Regions from separate parts of the Homo sapiens genome. Here region 1 is linked to region 2. The links are chromatin loops, found by intact Hi-C in ENCODE. Cell type or tissue: adrenal gland. All regions are shown on one strand. Each heading gives the region's core, and the rest is flanking DNA. Links, peaks and the distances in the headings are about the cores only. Region 1 overlaps OBI1-AS1 (OBI1 antisense RNA 1). Region 2 holds the start of LOC105370273 (a long non-coding RNA gene).

Region 1 (8,344 bases), core at 308-8,307, 850 kb before region 2:
CTTGTTATATTAGGAGTATTTGCTATTGTCTGTGTATGTGGAGATTTTTGAAGCTAAAATTTTTCCCCACCCTTCCAGAAGAAGCACAGTGAAGAGCTGCCCCTGTATTCAGGGTGCCTGATTCTTTCATGCTCCGGGGCATATTGTTATCACCAGCTGCAGTCAGGGGAAAGAAAAAATCTCCGTCCCTCTTATGTAATATAGTACAATTAGGCACATAATGTAGATTTTATGCTTTTCTCTGAAACATCTGGCATGTACTGCTTACCAAAACCAAAGCTTGGAGAGCCAGACCTCCTGTAGCATTTTAATATCAATGTGTCTTTTGACATAGTAGTTATCTAATGTTTGTGCCAGTTTTTGAAAACATCACATCTTAAATATCACCTCTTGAATGAGTGTAAATTCAAAATGCCTGCCAGGGGGTTATGTGTTTGTGGGAGGAACTAATATCTACCCTAATCTAAATACCAAATGAATTTTAGATTGTCATTCTAACCCAACATTAGCATTGGCCCTTGGGAAAATCATTGTTTATGTATTCTTTTCAGATACTCAGAATTAAGAGTCAATCTATTTAAACCTTGTTGCTAATATTACATCTATATTTCTGACATACTAGGAAAATGTGTACAGGGTTTTTACATTTGTCTACAGACAAAAAGTTACCAATAAAAAATTTTAACAAATTATCTTCAAATTCTCTAGAAAAAAAGATCAAGTCACTTGGTGGAAAAGATAAAATATCCTGAGATCCTTGTGAACAAAAACGTCTCTCACTGAGATCCATGATCTTCTTGTGGCAGGGCAATAGGGGTTAAAGTACCATTTCCAGCAAAACGTACTGCTCTAGCTTGTCAAGCCACCTTCAAAACATTCTGTGTTCCCATAAAATCCACATTGGAATAAATAAAACTTAAAAAAGAAACACAAGTGACATAAAAGTAAAACAAAGAATAAAATGAGGAAGAAAAAATTTATGTGGTTCATATATTCAGAGATTTTAGCAACATAATAAAATGTTGATAAAACATTTACACCTGTAGCTGCAAAATGGTTTGTATTCATTTACAAACCATTATTATTTGGCATTAGTCAGGATTCCATTAATTATGTTGAAATTTTAAAAGTAAATTATGGAACTGTTAGAACTACAGACAATGTGAGTGGACTCTAACATATTACAACATTAAAATGAAAAGTGTCATAAGTTACATAGACAATTTTTTTTTTTTTTTTAGAGGCAGGGTTCTGTTCTGTCACCCAGGCTGGAGTGCAGTGGCACAATCATGGCTCACTGTGGCCTTGAACACCTGGACTCAAGGGATCCTCCCACCTAGCCTCAGGAGTAGCTAGGACTACAGGTGCAAGCCACGACGCCCAGCTAAAATTTGTATTTTTATTTTTTGTAGAGACAAGGTCTCGCCATGTTGCCCAGGCTGGTCTTGAACTTCTGGGCTCCAGTCATCCTCCTACCTCGACCTCCCAAAGTGCTGGGAGTATAGGCATGCATCACCCTACCCAGCTAATAACTGTTCATTCCAGATAGTCACCTTAAGGTTTATTAATAAGTTTAACAAGGAGATTATCTGGATACTTATTTTACTTTGGAGTGTTGAGTTGACTCTGAACAGTACACAGTGCCTTGGTGCCATTTTGCTAGAGGTTTTGCAGAGACCTTAGGATGTTGTTCTTGAACTCTTAGGGCCTAGTTTTCTCAATTAAAAGAGTTGGTTACTGCAAATGGTTTCTAAGGTAGTTTTCAGATCTAAAATATTGAGTTCATGGATTTCAATATAATACTCTACAGCTCTCTACAACTGCGTGGTGAGTGCCTTGTTGTAAGAATGTTAAGTGAGTTATTTCTACATTTCGGTATTTTTATATTATAATGATTCTTAATAAGTATAAATTATCAGTGGCCACAACACTTACTATAAAACATGTTCAAAACAGATGGTAGTGCTGGATGTCTCTAAGTAAAAGAACAGATGGAGCAGGAGTTTAACCCTGGAAGCTTTGAAGGGTTTGAATGACAGAACTTATTTTTTACTCTAATTTAGGGAGAATTTGGTGTGAGGATGTGGTATACTATTTCAGCTATATGAAACAGTATACATAGACAGGAAAATACTTGAGTTCCAGCAATATGGCAGACTGACGCAATGTGAGCCACTTTCCACTAAAACTTGTGAAATGCTATATAAAATATAACAATATTGCTTTAGTAAAAATCTAAAGATGAGTTAGAAGGAGAATGTCTAGTTGCAGAGTCAAGGAGGTTAACCATAGGCAGAATGTAAGTGTATGAATTAGGGCTCTGGTTCTTGGGATATTGATAATCAAATATACATCCAACAGGGAAGCCATGCCATGAGGCCCAAGACATAAAGTTAGGCCTGGAAGGGTTGCCCCTTTTTTCTTTTCTTTTCTTTTCTTTTCTTTTCTTTTTCTTTTCTTTTCTTTTCTTTTTTCTTTTCTTTTCTTTTCTTTTCTTTCCTTTCTTTCCTTTCCTTTTCCTTCCTTCCTTCCTTCCTTCCTTCCTTCCTTCCTTCCTTCCTTCCTTCCTTCCTTCCTCCCGCCCTCCCTCCCTCCCTTCCTCCCGCCCTCCCTCCCTCCCTTCCTCCCGCCCTCCCTCCCTCCCTCCCTTCCTTTCTTTCTTTCTTTCTTTTTTTTTTTGTTTTTTTTTGAGATGGAGTTTCGCTCTTTGTTGCCCAGGCTGGAGTGCAATGGCGCGATCTCGGCTCACCGCAATCTCCGCCTCCCAGGGTTGCCCCGTTCTTAAAGAACAGTTCTGGGAAAAGTTAAGAAAGCTTTTCTATAGGCAAATAAATAAACCTCTCAGGAGAAATCAAAACCTCTACTCTGAAGTCCAAATTTTTACATCCATGTTGTATATGATTCCTGAGCAGAGAAACTAATGGAATATCTGAAACCAGCAAAGTCTCTGGGGCATTCTGCAAAAGCAAATATAGAGAGTCTTCCATAAGAAGAGGGTACAAAACACCCCCTCAGGGGAGACAATCATATAATACAACAACAATAATAAAATACCAACTTAAGATGAGCTCACAATAAAAATTATAAACTACGTAAGGGAAAGTCAGCAGAAACAAAAATAACTGCCTCGTACTAAGGCAATCAAATGGTTAGTATAAAATATGTAAGTGTCAACAATATTTAAGTCAAGGGAGCGAAAATGATATTGATTTTTTTTGATTATCATTTTTTAATTTATACTTTTCTCTAGTCTCTTGAATGTTTCACCAATAACTGGCATTTATTTTATAACAAGAAAAATGTTACAAAGGTTTCTGTTTTGCAGCATTCAACATACTGATTCTTGGGGAAAGTTTCAGGTTGCTCTCAGGTCAGTGGTAACACAAATATATAAAGTTCCTATTGAATTCCATGTTTGTTTGAAATGCTGTGAGAAATCCTAATATACTGGTTCATAACAAAATTTTATTTTTATCTTCAAATAAACGTTTCACTGCTTTTTTTTTAAAAAAAAATCAGTGTTCTGGAAAAGCATCAGCAATCATGGAAATAATTACTTCCTCACTCAATACTGCATCCCAAAGACTTCTACACTTAGTCTCTGATGGCAATATGAAACATGCAGCAGTCTCAATTATCAGATGGTATCTTTATTAGTGCATTATCTTAATCTGATGATTAGGATATATGGTGATCCATTAGTATCAGAGTTTGCAGACATAAGGTAAGTAAATTGCATTCAAAAGCGAAGGGTTTTGAGCTATAAGTAATCGCATCTCTCCCCTGTATGTCTTCAGGAGTACAAATAACCTTTCTTTTTCTTAAAAAAAAAAAAAAAAAAAAAAAAAAAAACCAGCTTGGGGCCCAGAGTAGGGGCACACACAGCTTTCAGAGAAAGGAGGGGGCAGGGCTAACCAAAGGCTGCCTTCAAAGGTGGTTGAGACCCAGGGGGATTTTCATCACAGGTTTTTGGCATTGGAAGGTCTTTGAAGATTTTTGGATTTTTGCTTAACATGTGGTCTCTGAGCCTGCTGTTCTCTCTGCTGATCTGAAGCCACATAGCCCAGCATGACTCCTATATGCTTGGTTTTCTGGAGGTAAGTCCCCAAGAACCTCTCCTGTTTTTCATCCAATGATTACTTTTCTTATGGGAGGGTTGCAATTTCCCTCCCCCTCTTCCCCACCCACTACTAACTGGCATCCCAGGCTTTGAGCATCCTTATCTGTCCCTCGATTGTATCAGACAGGGAAAGCCGGAAAGGAAAAGTAGTAGGGTAGAAAGTAGCCACTAGATGGCAGAATTGATTAAGCAGAATAGTATGTTAAGGCTGTGCATTCCAGCTACAAACAGGATGGGAAGAGACGGCTCTAAGAGCTGGTGCCTCCACATTTACCCCAGTACTGTTCCTCACCCGCCCACAGGTGGTCTGGCTGATCCTGGCACACTGTCTTTACATTCCACAAGGAAGTGGTGCTTTAGGGAGTGACCTCAGAGTCTGCCAATTAGCATGTAAAACTCTTGTGACGTTGCCCCTGGAGGTTAGAGATGCCTCTGAAGGTTCTCTAGTTCAGGAAGTGGTGACCTCCCGAGCAGCATATGTCCACCCACCCAGAAAGCCAAACACCTACTCTTTAATGTCCCAAGCAGAATACTGGCATCATCTCTTTATCTTAAAATTTTAAGTTCTGTATATATTATCTACAAATTCTATATTCTATTTTGGCACACCAGCCTAACCCAAGCAACAGAAAGTGGACAGATTATCCATTCAGTTTGCAGCTCGAGTTTACAATGGCAAATTATTCATTGCATTATCAGCGACCATTAGCTTTACAGAGTACCACAAGATTGAGACAAATATGAAAAAATATGAAGAACTCAGCATTCAAATATACCTTAAGTTTTGTTCAGCTGTAATTTGAACTCATCTAACATCTGCCCACTGTATTGGCTTGCTTCATGCAGCAATCCTATTTATCAGCAGTTTTGTGCTAGTTAAAAGAAACACAGAGTATAGTTCAGGGCCTGAAGTTTAGACCAATGTCTGTCTGTGTACTGTCTACTTTTAAAAGAATACTCTGAGGCATTGTACTCCGTCAGGCTAGAGTATAATGGCATGATCACAGCTCGCTGCAGCCTCAACCTCACAGGCTCAAGCTATCCTCCCAGCTCAGCCTCTGGAGTAACTGGGACTACAGACACCCATCACCATGACCAGCCAATTTTTTCTATTTTATTTTATTTTATTTTATTTTATTTATTATTATTATTTTTTTTTTAGAGATGGGGGTCTCACTTTGTTTCCCAGGCACATCTGGGACTCCTTGTGTCCAGCAATCCTCCCACCTTGACCTCCGAATGTGTTGAGATCACAGGTGTGAGCCACCGCACCTGGCCAAGTACTGTCTGCTTTTACAGGCAGCCTTTGTGTGAACAGCCCTGGGATTCCAAGTGATGTTGAAACCCTAATAAAAAGTGACAGAATGCTTACTTTGTCAAGAATGTGCCTACATTATCTCACTTTTTTGTTTGTCAAACTTTGGACCCAGATCCTATTAGCAGCTTCATTTTTTTTGGTAAGGAAATGGAAGCATAGGGCAGTTAAGAAGTCTGCAAAAATCCCCCAGCTAGCAATGATAAAGCAGATCTGGACAACAGAATAATTCAGGACAATTTCAATCTTTCTCTGGAAGTTGTTTTTTGTTGTTGTTGTTGAATTTGAATGTTCTAAACATTACATCTCTATTTAATGGTTGCATATAGGGTCAATTTTATATTTTCCCTAATTTGTAAATAGTCACAGAACCTATCATGTTCTGAATAATGGCTCGTATAAAATATGGACTCTTCATTAATTTAATTAATTGTGACCTAGAGCATAGAGCTTATCTTTTCCAGACAAAATGATGGGGTTAGAGTGTTATAGGAAAATGAAACTCTTGTGAGTGGTTATGTGAATCAGCCTAATGATAGCCAATTGTCTTTTACTTCTTCAGTTATGTAAATTATTGGTATTATAATTTCTGTATGTGCTGATGGGATATGTTACTGAGTGATAACTGCATCATAGCTCTTACCTGTCTCCTATAACCACAACCCAGTAGCTGAAGAGGAATCAAGAACCACTGTTCTTGCTCTCTTTTTTTACCATTTTAATTTGGAATAATTTTAGATTAAGAGAAAAGTTGCAAAGATAGTACGAGAGTTCTCATTAACACTCCATTCAGCTTCTTCTCATGTCAACATGGTACATTTGTCAAAACTAAGAAATTAACTTTGGTAAAATACTATTAACTAAATTGCAGCATTTATTCAGATTTCACTAGTGTTCTCTCTCTGTTCCAGGACACAATGGTGCATGCCCTGCCCTTCCCTTTTTTATCTAATTAGTGCTGAAATGTGAGAGTATATCAGCCCCTCGATCTTTTGCTGCCTGTGTGCTTTAAAGCCCAGAGATCTAATGCAAATCTCATGAGTGCTGGGCCTAGTGGGAACCCTGCTTGTGCTGCTAGGCCAGGGACCTTTGGACGAGTGTTAGTGCCTTAGGCTCATTTCCAACTTTTCTGAGGTACCTCACTGAGCTACTACAAAAAGATACCTTTTCATCCCTTCTGTTAAAAAATAAAACAAAACAAAAATACTCCAAGCAGTACTTTGCTATTGAGGACAAGATACAAATGGATTTTAAAGGCATCTTTTATGACACTATTCCTTTTCATTATTTCTTGGTTTATCCACTAAGCGAGTCACTGCTTCTTTGGGAAGACTCATACCATCAAGTGTTTTTGATACATAAAATCCAGATTGCCTGCTTTGGCCATCTTATTTTGTTTCCTCACTAGTTTTTCAGCATCATAAGTCATTGAGTATCAACACAACAAAAACTGTTGCAATTCTCTATTGGTCATACAAAATAATTGTTAGCGCTTCTGGAAAAAGAATTTTAATATAAGTGTATAAAAGGGATCTTAACACAAAATCACTTTTAATTTCCTACGTAACAAGAGAGATCTTTACAGGCTGACAATGACTTATAAACAACACTCAAGACAGTCACTTGGGTGATATGAAGAAGTTACATTTATTATTATTATAATTTTGGTCTAAATAATGAGGCTTCCTATACATGATTGAAAAATAACTTTCTGGTTTCTCAGCTGTCAGCTGTGTGCTCAGGTTATGCCCGTGACAGTCACACAGATAGGAAGCTTATATTAAAACCAGAATCAAAGGTAGCAGGAGTAGGAATCAGCCTACGTTAACGAACCATTGAAGCCTCTCTCTGGCATGCATGAACACTAAATCACTGGTTAGATCTCTGGTGATTTCTCACTTGAGAGATGTGAAGAAAATGGCACATTCAGGGTAACAGCAAAGCCGTAGCAACTTGTCAAAATAGTATCTAACATACAGGCTTAAAATTATTCTTAAAATGATCTTGATAGAGCTACTGGAAATATTCCCACCAGGTATTTTATTCAGCAGTGACCCTTGAAGAAGCAAGTCAGTGAATGTGGAAGCATCGGGATTCATCTGATAGACTTTGTCTGGGATCGTCAACCACTTTGGTCATAGTTAACATAGTTTACATAATGAAGGGTTCTTTTACGGCTCAAGATAGAGATGAGAACTAAGTGACACAAAATTATGAGTCTTTTCTTAAATTGACTAGGTAATTACATTGACTATTCTCTCTTTTACTTTTGAATAGCTGCACTGCAGTCAAACCATCTATGACATTATTATTCAATAAATTAGACAGTACTGAGTGTTAGGCTAATTTCTGGCACAAATTAAAATACTGGTAACAGATCCTGATGCTGATTATTCCCTCTTATAATTAGAGTTTACATGATAGAAATAAAAATTTGATTTTTTTGTCCTTTGTAAGGGAGTTATACCTTCTTTTGTTTTATTTTAGAGACAGGGTCTCACTTTGTCACCCAGGCTGGAGTGCAGTGGTAGGATCTCAGCTCACTGTAGCCTTGACTTCCTAGGTTCAAGAGATGCTCCCACCTCAGCCATCCAAGTAGCTGAAACTACAGGCATGCACCACCACACCTGGCTACTTTTTGTATTTTTTTTTTTTTTTTGGTGGAGACAGGGTTTCACTATGTTGCCAAGGTTAATCTCAAACTCCTGGGCTGAAGTGATTCACCTGCCTCAGCCTCCCAAAGTGTTGAGATTACAAGCATAAGCCACTGTACCCAGCCTATACCTTAATTGAGAGTACCTTACTTTCAGTTAAGGTATAGGCTGGGTACGGTGGCTTACGCTTATAATCTTCTTTCATTTTGAAGATGCATAAATTGAGCGTCTCTTCTCTATTTGTTTAGCTAGATG
Region 2 (8,344 bases), core at 197-8,196:
TGGTGCTGTTCACTTTCTCCCCTGGGGACTGTATTGGAATGAGAACACGATCCATAAATGTACTCCAGTGACTGCTTTGCTTGAAAATCTGAGTTTGCTTTTTAAGCTTGATCAACTGTAATGGTATATGATAGTCCAGACACAAGCTCAGACAGCACTGCAGTTGTGAAAGCAGGAGATTTGGTTGCTTGTCTTTTCCCTGGTTGCCACTTTCTGAATTTCTTAGAGCCAGAGAAATGGAGCTCCAGCAACCGAAACAAGGCCTCTGTCAATCAAATAAATCAGATGGGGGAATATACTGTTGTGTCTGCAAAGCTGCAAAATAATAAATACACGTGTAGCCTAATTTCTGTGCAACTGTTAACATGCAATTGGGGCCAAAAGATGATTTGAGGGATTATGTTATGCTTAAATTCCTCCACAGTCTCAGTCGGATCAATTATGGGATCACGGCTTTTGGAGTCCTGGCTGGATGCTAACATACCTTTGCCACCAAGCTGAGCATCCTAGCTGAAGGACTTCTAGAGGATCCATGGCCACTCATTTCATAAATGTATCTGCTGTAATTTGTATTTGAAACACTGGAGTTTGAAAAGGTAGTCCCAAAGGAAAGGTATTGTTTTTTTCATGTGCATTGCTTAGGGGTTTGTGTCTTAAAATTAGCCCTGGAAACCTTAAAATCCTATAATATTTTAAATGTGTCTAAAGAGGCAAGTAGATTTACAGAGACAGAGTAATCTTAATTGAGTAATTGTTCTTTACACTTTATCATTGTAGCCTGCTAAGTTTCTTGGGTAGGGTAGGTGGCCCTCTCCCACACTACCTTCTCCCTCTTCCCCTATTCCATCTGACGCCCACACTGCCCACCCTCTGCACCCACACATACACTCTCAGCCCTGAAAACAAACAGAAAACCAAGAATACTTTTACCCACAGAAAGAAGTGGTACTTTACCGTAATGACCGAGATGATTTCTTCGACTTTCTATTTCACCTTGCCTATGATGATCGAAACAAACTTTTTGCAAATTCAGGCTTTTCTGAATCTGCAAATAAAGTGATCGAGAATGAAATAATCGGAAAAAAATCAAAATGCAGGTTTGCTTTAAAACACAAAATTCAGCTGCTGTTACTGTCCTACATTATCACCCTAAATTGATATTGGGATTGGCTTTATGTAAAATTTGATTATGAAGAATAAAGTCTTCAAAGACAAGTTTTTTAAGAGTATCCTAATTTGTGATTACTTATCCTTCTTCATTGAAGGGTATACATGGCTGCTTTGCAGTGTTTACAAAACTAAAAGAACAACAAGATCAAAGTGTGAGGTTGGTAGGGATGTGAATATAAGATGCAAAGAAAACCACTTGAAAATTGATTAAATATCAGTGAAATTTGTCCAGGCATGGTGGTTCACACCTGAATCCCAGCACTTTGGGAGGCCAAGGCAGGTGGATCACCTGAAGACAGGAGTTTGAGACCAGCCTGGCCAATGCAGTGAAACCCCGTCTCTACTAAAAATACAAAAATTATCTGGGCATGGTGGCAGGCGCCTGTAATCCCAGCTACTTGGGAGGCTGAGACAGGAGAATTGCTTGAACCCAGGAGGCAGAGACTGCAGTGAGCCGAGATCTTGCCACTGCACTCCAGCCTGGGTGACACAGTGAGACTCTGTCTCAAAATAAAATGAAATAAATGAAATTTAGGAGCCAGCTTGAGGGGCCCCCACCAGACAAGTCTGGGACCATTTAGAATCAAAATAAATAATGACAGTAAAAGTTTGTACCCACTGGATAGGGTAAAACTCCATGAGTTCATGTTAATATAAACATATAAACAAACATATGAATGAGAAGGAAGTTTTCTAACAATAGGAAGGCAACATTTGTAATAAATGTTAAAGAAATTATGAAATTAGAAAAACCACCATTTGGCAGCCCTAATAATAATAATTGACTCAGGAAAGTATCATTAATGGACTACAACCAGTGGATAAATTTTGAGAAGAATTATTGATATAATATCATAGTTTCTCTCCACTTTTAAAGACTTGAAAGTAGAGGATCGTGGTAAATCTCCCTTTAACCAAGTGCTCAAAGTTAACATCACCAACAAATGCACAAATCTAGTTTGTGCTTCCTGAGAGAAAGCACTGATAATTAAGTATTGCTTTTGTGTTATTCCTACCAAAAGCCCAAATCCTAAATCTAACATCATGAAGAAACATTAGACCAACCTTATAATTGGCTTATAAAATGTCCCTGTCATGAGCCACAAAGAAATAGTAAATACTGTTCTAGATTTTAAAAGACTAAAGAGACCCGATGGTTAAGTGTGACTTTGTGTTTTTTTTCTTATAAAAGACATCAAGTCAATTAGCAAAATCTGAATATAAGTTGGTTGTTTAGGTAATTGTATTGTCTCAGTGTTAGTCTCCTGACTTTATTAATTGTATTGTAGTTAGATAAGAGCATTTTCTGTTTTTAAGAATTGCAAACTGAAGTATTTAAAGGGAAGGAGTTTTCATCCCTACAATTCTTACATTATTTATAAAAATACATGATAAATGTTAATATTAGGATATGAGAATTATTTGTATTATTCTTGCAACTTTTCTACAAGTCTAACATTTTCAAAAAGTAAAAGAAAATAATCAGTAAAAACAGGATGACACTGCCACATCTTTTGGCTCATAATGAGTACCTGTTCCTTTGCCAAATAACAGGTAACTAATTTTTTATTTAAAAAGCAAGTTGTTTTAGTCTTATGCAGACTCAACTTGAAACACTGAAGACAGAATTGGGAAATCATGTCTTTTCAGAGTACCCTCTTTGCATATCCAGCTGTACATCAGTTCCTTTCCTGTTTGAGTCTCACATTTTCTCTTTTCTTTCCAGCACTTTATTCTTTTATTCAAAAATCTTTTATTGTGCCCCATTTGCAACCAGACCCTGTGAATTTCTGGGCATTCAAAGATAAGTCAGACTCAGCTCCCAGGCGAAAACATACATAGCTAATTCTAGGAGAGTATGTATGTTTCATAAGTGTAACAAAGGTAGAAAAACGGAGGGGGAAAAATAGGAGGAGTCTTGGCAAAGGAACAGAAGTATATTATGCAGGCAGAAGTTGGTGGGGAGATTGAAAACACTGGGGGGTAGCAGGTGGGCAGTTTATGGAGGGATCTCCCAGTGACCCACTATTGCTGGAGCACTGGGGCAGTGGTCAGGGATGCAACGGCAGAGGAGGTAGGCGCTATGTCAGAAACTGTTTGCCCAACTATAGAATTTGAATTCTGTTACTTGGTGATGGGAAACCGTGAAGGTTTTAAGCAAGACTGTGATGTGCTTAGGTTTATTAGAAGGTTCTATGCTGCTCAGCCTCCCTGTCTAGTTCTTTGATTTATTGACTGTTTCCTCACTAAATGACTGCTTTAGGTCAGATGCTGCACAAGTTTGAGGCACATATGACCAAAAGATGTGGTTTCTGTCTTTATACAACATTCTCATTCTGGGGTCTCTGTGGCTTTTTTGTTTGTTTCCTATTGTTTCTAACACTCAAAATTGGGCCACATTTAAAGACCACTGCAAGTTGTAGTTGGTCTGCCCTTTTATTTATTTGCGCCTCTTAACCTCTCCCTAGGACTCCTAAACTTGCTGTCTTTATTAAGCTACAAGAAGAACATACTTGGAACAAACTACTGTGCAGTATAAGGCAAACTTTGCCTTTCCTAGTCAACCCTAAAGTAGCTAATTTAAACTATACTCAAAGCTTTATGCTCAATTCTAGCAGGTAATATTGAAATTATAGAATTCCCTAAAATTCATCTTTTTAATTCATTTGCTTAACAATATTCCTGTCACCTTAACATTTATCAGATAAAATAATTTTATCATTTGTAGAATTCTAAAATGTGGCTAGCCATTATTTTCAATTATTTTTTCACAATATAGCATAAGCATTTATATTTCCTGCTTAGTATACTAATTAGGTTAGTAGCCTCTGGTTCTAAGTTCTGTAGTATTTTATTTCATAATGTTTGACAGCTATCTTGTATGGAATATAATTTTCACAGTATAAATTCACATATTAGCATTATTTTTTAAGGTATATTTTTATTATAAGGGTCAGCAAGGAGGAAATACTCATAATCAGGTACAGTCATGGACCACATAATGACGTTTTGGTCAATGAAGGACTACCTATCTGATAGTGGTACCATAAGATTACAATAGAGCAGGAAAATTCCTATCACTTAGTGACAGGAATATGAGTTGTCATAATGTTATAGTGCAATGCATTACCTTTTCTGTGTTTAGATATGTTTAGATTCACACATACGGTATTGAGCATAGTAACATGCTGTATAGGTTTGTAGCCCAGGAGCAATAGGCTATACCCTATAGCTTGGGGTGTAGTAGGCTATAACATCTAGGTTTGTTTAAGTCCACTGTATGATATGAGAACAATGAAATCACCTAACAATGCATTTCCCATAACATATCGCTGTCATTAAGCGACACATAACTATGGTTTTGATTTTCTCAAAAAAACATTATTTCACTCAACCAAAGCATGCACTGTGTATAAAACATTTAGTTAGGAGCTCTCAGAGGACACTGAAGAAAGAGAGAGAGAGGTAAGAAAAAAGGTGGCTTACCTAGGAAAATATATCTGGTAGAGAACTAATACAGGCTTCTCTAATAGATATTTCCATAAGTTTTGGACTGGAATTTGAATCTTCATGCTGGTGTAAGTTCAGCCAAGTTACTTAACCACTGTGAAGCTCCGTTCTTTGTGTATGAAATGGAGATCATAATGACACATCACTGCCTCTTGATCTTCTTCTATTCACCCCTAGGCTCAGAAAACAACAGAGATTTTAAAAGTTGAAGAAAAGGGAATACACTGTCCTTGCTGCAGCTCTGGCTTCTTGTGAGTGTGGCAGTCCATGGAATTTTCCTTCCCCTTTAATCCAAAACCCAGAAGCCTCTGGTCTTCTTGAAATGTCATTTAGAATTGTAGATATTCTAGCAATCACTTTAAAATAGGTTCTGCTAACATATCAGATTTCTGCCCCAATTGTCAGTGCATAAAATAATGACATTTATGTTATGACTAGTATTCCATGAAATTTTTAAATAAGCAATTGGTTTTAAAATCCAAGTTTTGGCTACATCACTTTCATCAGAGATGCTTTACTAGCAAACAGAAAAACTTTAAATTGTGCCTATTTGGATTTTTTTCTCCTCTCCTGTTACCTCATCTCGTGTAAATACTATTGAGCAGGGGATTGACTAAAGATTTGTCACCAGGAGGAAAAAGTTGGAGAAGGAACCGCACTGCCTCATGTGCTGGCTCCATGTTGGCAGATGGTAGGAACAGAACATCACCTTTCTTGCCGTGGTTGCAAGTCATTCCCGAAGCAATGAAGAGAGAGGGTCCTGTTGAGCTCTCTTCATGGGAGACACATGTATCCTGGGATCTTGTGCATGTCATGTTGGTGTTTGTGATACCCTGACATAGTGTGCATGGCATGCTACTGTATTATAGGTGAAATGGTGTGAGCCACTTTGGGACTGGTGCTACCCTTCCCATTCCAGTTAACTTGGCCATGGTCATTAACTACTTGTGGATATGGGCCTCTAAATTAGAGAAGAAAAGTCCAATCCCTAATTCAGGGCTTACTTAGTCACAGAGAAGAAATTGGTTTCAGTGGTCCAACCTCGAGTCAGACAACCAGCATGTGGTGTAGCCTCAGGACGCTGGCCCCTCTACTCTCCTTCCTTGCTGCGTGACCTTGGGACAGTTACCTAGCCTCCCTGAGCTTTAGCTTCCACACTTGTCAGTTGGGAATGACAAAACTTACTTTGTAATAGTGTTGAGTTTTAGTAATAATCTTTTATTGAGGACCTGGCAAATGTTGGCTCTTTAATAAATGCCACTTATAATCTTAAATAGTTTTAATGTTATATCAAATAGAACTATTTCTAGTCATGTATTTTAGCAATTTGGTTTTAAGCCATATAATAAATTAATGACTTTTTTCAATTTTAAATACAAACGGCACTATTGAGTCTATTAACATTTTAGAAAAATTTATTTTCAAGATAATTTCTTCACTGGCCTATAACAATAAAATGGAAACTGATGCTTTTTTTTTAGCTGTAAAGAACACCGCCAGAGCGGGTATTATGAAACATCAAAATGGCCAGAAAAAAATGGGCAAGTGAATTTTAAAGTCTGTTTTTTTCTCAAAGGTTTTTCTTTTCTCCAAAAGAAATATATATTTTGCATGTTTAGAGATTTAATTTCTTTCTGTACAGACATTTTAGGGATATACCATGTTAGGGGTATTCTGGTAATAGCAAATGACTGAGCCTCAGCTCCTACACTGGACAAGTTTTTAGATGAAATTATTTCATATTATATCATATCATGTCATATTTATATTATATTTTAATATGATGAGTTCCAGCAGAGTGTAGCCATACCTGAATGCAGAAGGATGAATTTAATGATCCCTTGATTTCTATTCCAATTGAATGGTTCTGTAATGGAGAATAAGGTATCAAGATACCATCATTTTTGGAGGCCATTCCCTGCTATAACAGGACAGAGTATCATGTGCTGATGGGAAAGGATAACTAGAATAAAACAATTGTCAAGCACTTTCATTTTTGCAATTGGTTAGCTGCGCAAATACTTCCATTTTTCAATGGATTGTTACTCCTTAATGATAATGAAAAATTTATCATTCTTTGTAGGCTATTTTTTTCCACTATTCAAATTATAATCATTAATTCCCATTCATTTAAATAAAAGAAACACAGGCACGTAACCTAGAAAAGAGACTCTCTTGAATTTGCTTTTCCTCCCTGGTGGAAATAGGGGTTTGGGCTGTCAGGTAGACTGAATCTTAGGGACTTAAACAAACGAGGATTTGGGAGGCCACCTCCAAAGGCAGGCTCTGAAACAGAGACTCAGGCCTTTTACGTTCTGCCAAAACTAGAGTCGTTCTCAAACTGTTTTAACTTGTGATTATTTTCTCTTGTTGCCTTTTCTTTGAAAATTAATTGTGGATGTGAAATGGCCATGTTTAAATAATTCATAAAAAATAAATCCAGAGGAAAGTGGCAAAGGTATAGAGAAACCTGGTGAAGTACAAAGCAGGGGTCGAGTTAGTTGTAGTTCTCTGAGAGGTTTTCTTACTCTGGAGTGCTTAATTAGGCCTGTCTGCCTGTTTGGCCCTAGGTTGGTTTTGTTCTTTCAAGAGAGCTGTTGACCTACTACTACATTAAAACACACTGAGCAGTAGCTTCTCATGGTTCATGAAAACATTTGTAAATACTGTTATTTTGGCATTGGAAAAAAAATCATCACCTTCTGACTGAGGGAAACTCATACATTTATAATTGTATTTTTTAATGTTATAGAATAGCCATTTAGCTCTATCAATTATGCAAACCAGTTAGACAACATTGTTTAATGTAAGCAACTAAATGCCTGGAAGATCCTTAACTATAAAAACAAGAGCTACTGCAAGTTTTGGAGATTCTTCCAATCAGACAATTAATTTAACTAACTCAGCAGAGCCTTTATAAGGTTTATAGCTCCTGGAACTATTGCTACGCTTCCAGAAGCATTTTAAATGTTACATCCTTAAAACTTCTAGATCAGTTAGTTTGTGATAGAAGGCGATCTTTAGGTCTAAAATTACTTTTTTTGTGCTGATAGAGGATTTCAGTAATAAGCTATTTTTTTTATAAAAAAGAACTAATTAGTAACTCATATCCTAGAGAAAGTGCATGAGATTGGTTAGACTTTCACCATCATGCTGCCTGAGAAGTTTTACTATGTTCTTCATAGCCCCTCCTCAAATGTAAGTGAGCAGCTAGAATAGTAAGAGCAAAGTGTTTCAATGGTGCTTTGAGGAGATGAGTTAGGTTTCCATCTTCTATTAAGTTTGCTGAACACTCCAGGATTTTAAAACCAAAGCTATTCAAATATGCACTGCTTCAATTATTCAATATGCCCACTTTAATTTCCCATAAAGAATACCATGGAGTTTCCTCTTTCACATAGTACTAAATATGTTTTCATCTAATATTCTGTTATTGAAAAGAGGTCTTCAAAATTAGTGTTCAAAAAAATCCATCTGGCTACTTAAATGCAATCATGTCTCTTTTTGTTTCCCCAAGTCTCTGATGAGGAGATGTTTGTCATTTAATTGCTACCAAGGATCACAGATGATGGTTTATAGGTTTAGGCAAATTGTGGGCAGCACTTTGTTAACAAACGGAAGAACACACTGGTACTTCATAATTATCCTATAGAGCTCAATTGGC

The links. A loop is a pair of places that touch in the nucleus more often than their neighbours do. Peaks named below come from ENCODE experiments on the same cell type or tissue, not always from the same donor. Only the 100,000 strongest peaks of a DNase experiment are listed, where the experiment ranks them.
Region 1: a loop joins it to region 2, with 8 times the contacts of the local background. A loop is called at or near these places in 91 of 110 quality-filtered maps.

The regions. Positions count from the first base shown.
Region 1 is chr13:78,133,541-78,141,884 of GRCh38, forward strand. The region is part of intron 1 of OBI1-AS1 (OBI1 antisense RNA 1); the gene reads left to right. Among named protein-coding and RNA genes, the nearest start is that of OBI1-AS1, 83 kb to the left of the region's middle. In adrenal gland, for the core only: a CTCF peak has its summit at 4,297 (motif pointing right); a DNase peak (open chromatin) is centred at 4,291.
Region 2 is chr13:78,978,691-78,987,034 of GRCh38, forward strand. LOC105370273 (a long non-coding RNA gene) reads right to left here and starts at 4,841. Exons shown (of 5, transcript XR_942108.4): 1 at 4,657-4,841; 2 at 955-1,045. In adrenal gland, for the core only: no CTCF peak of the experiment used is centred there; no DNase peak of the experiment used is centred there; H3K27me3 peaks cover 601 bases.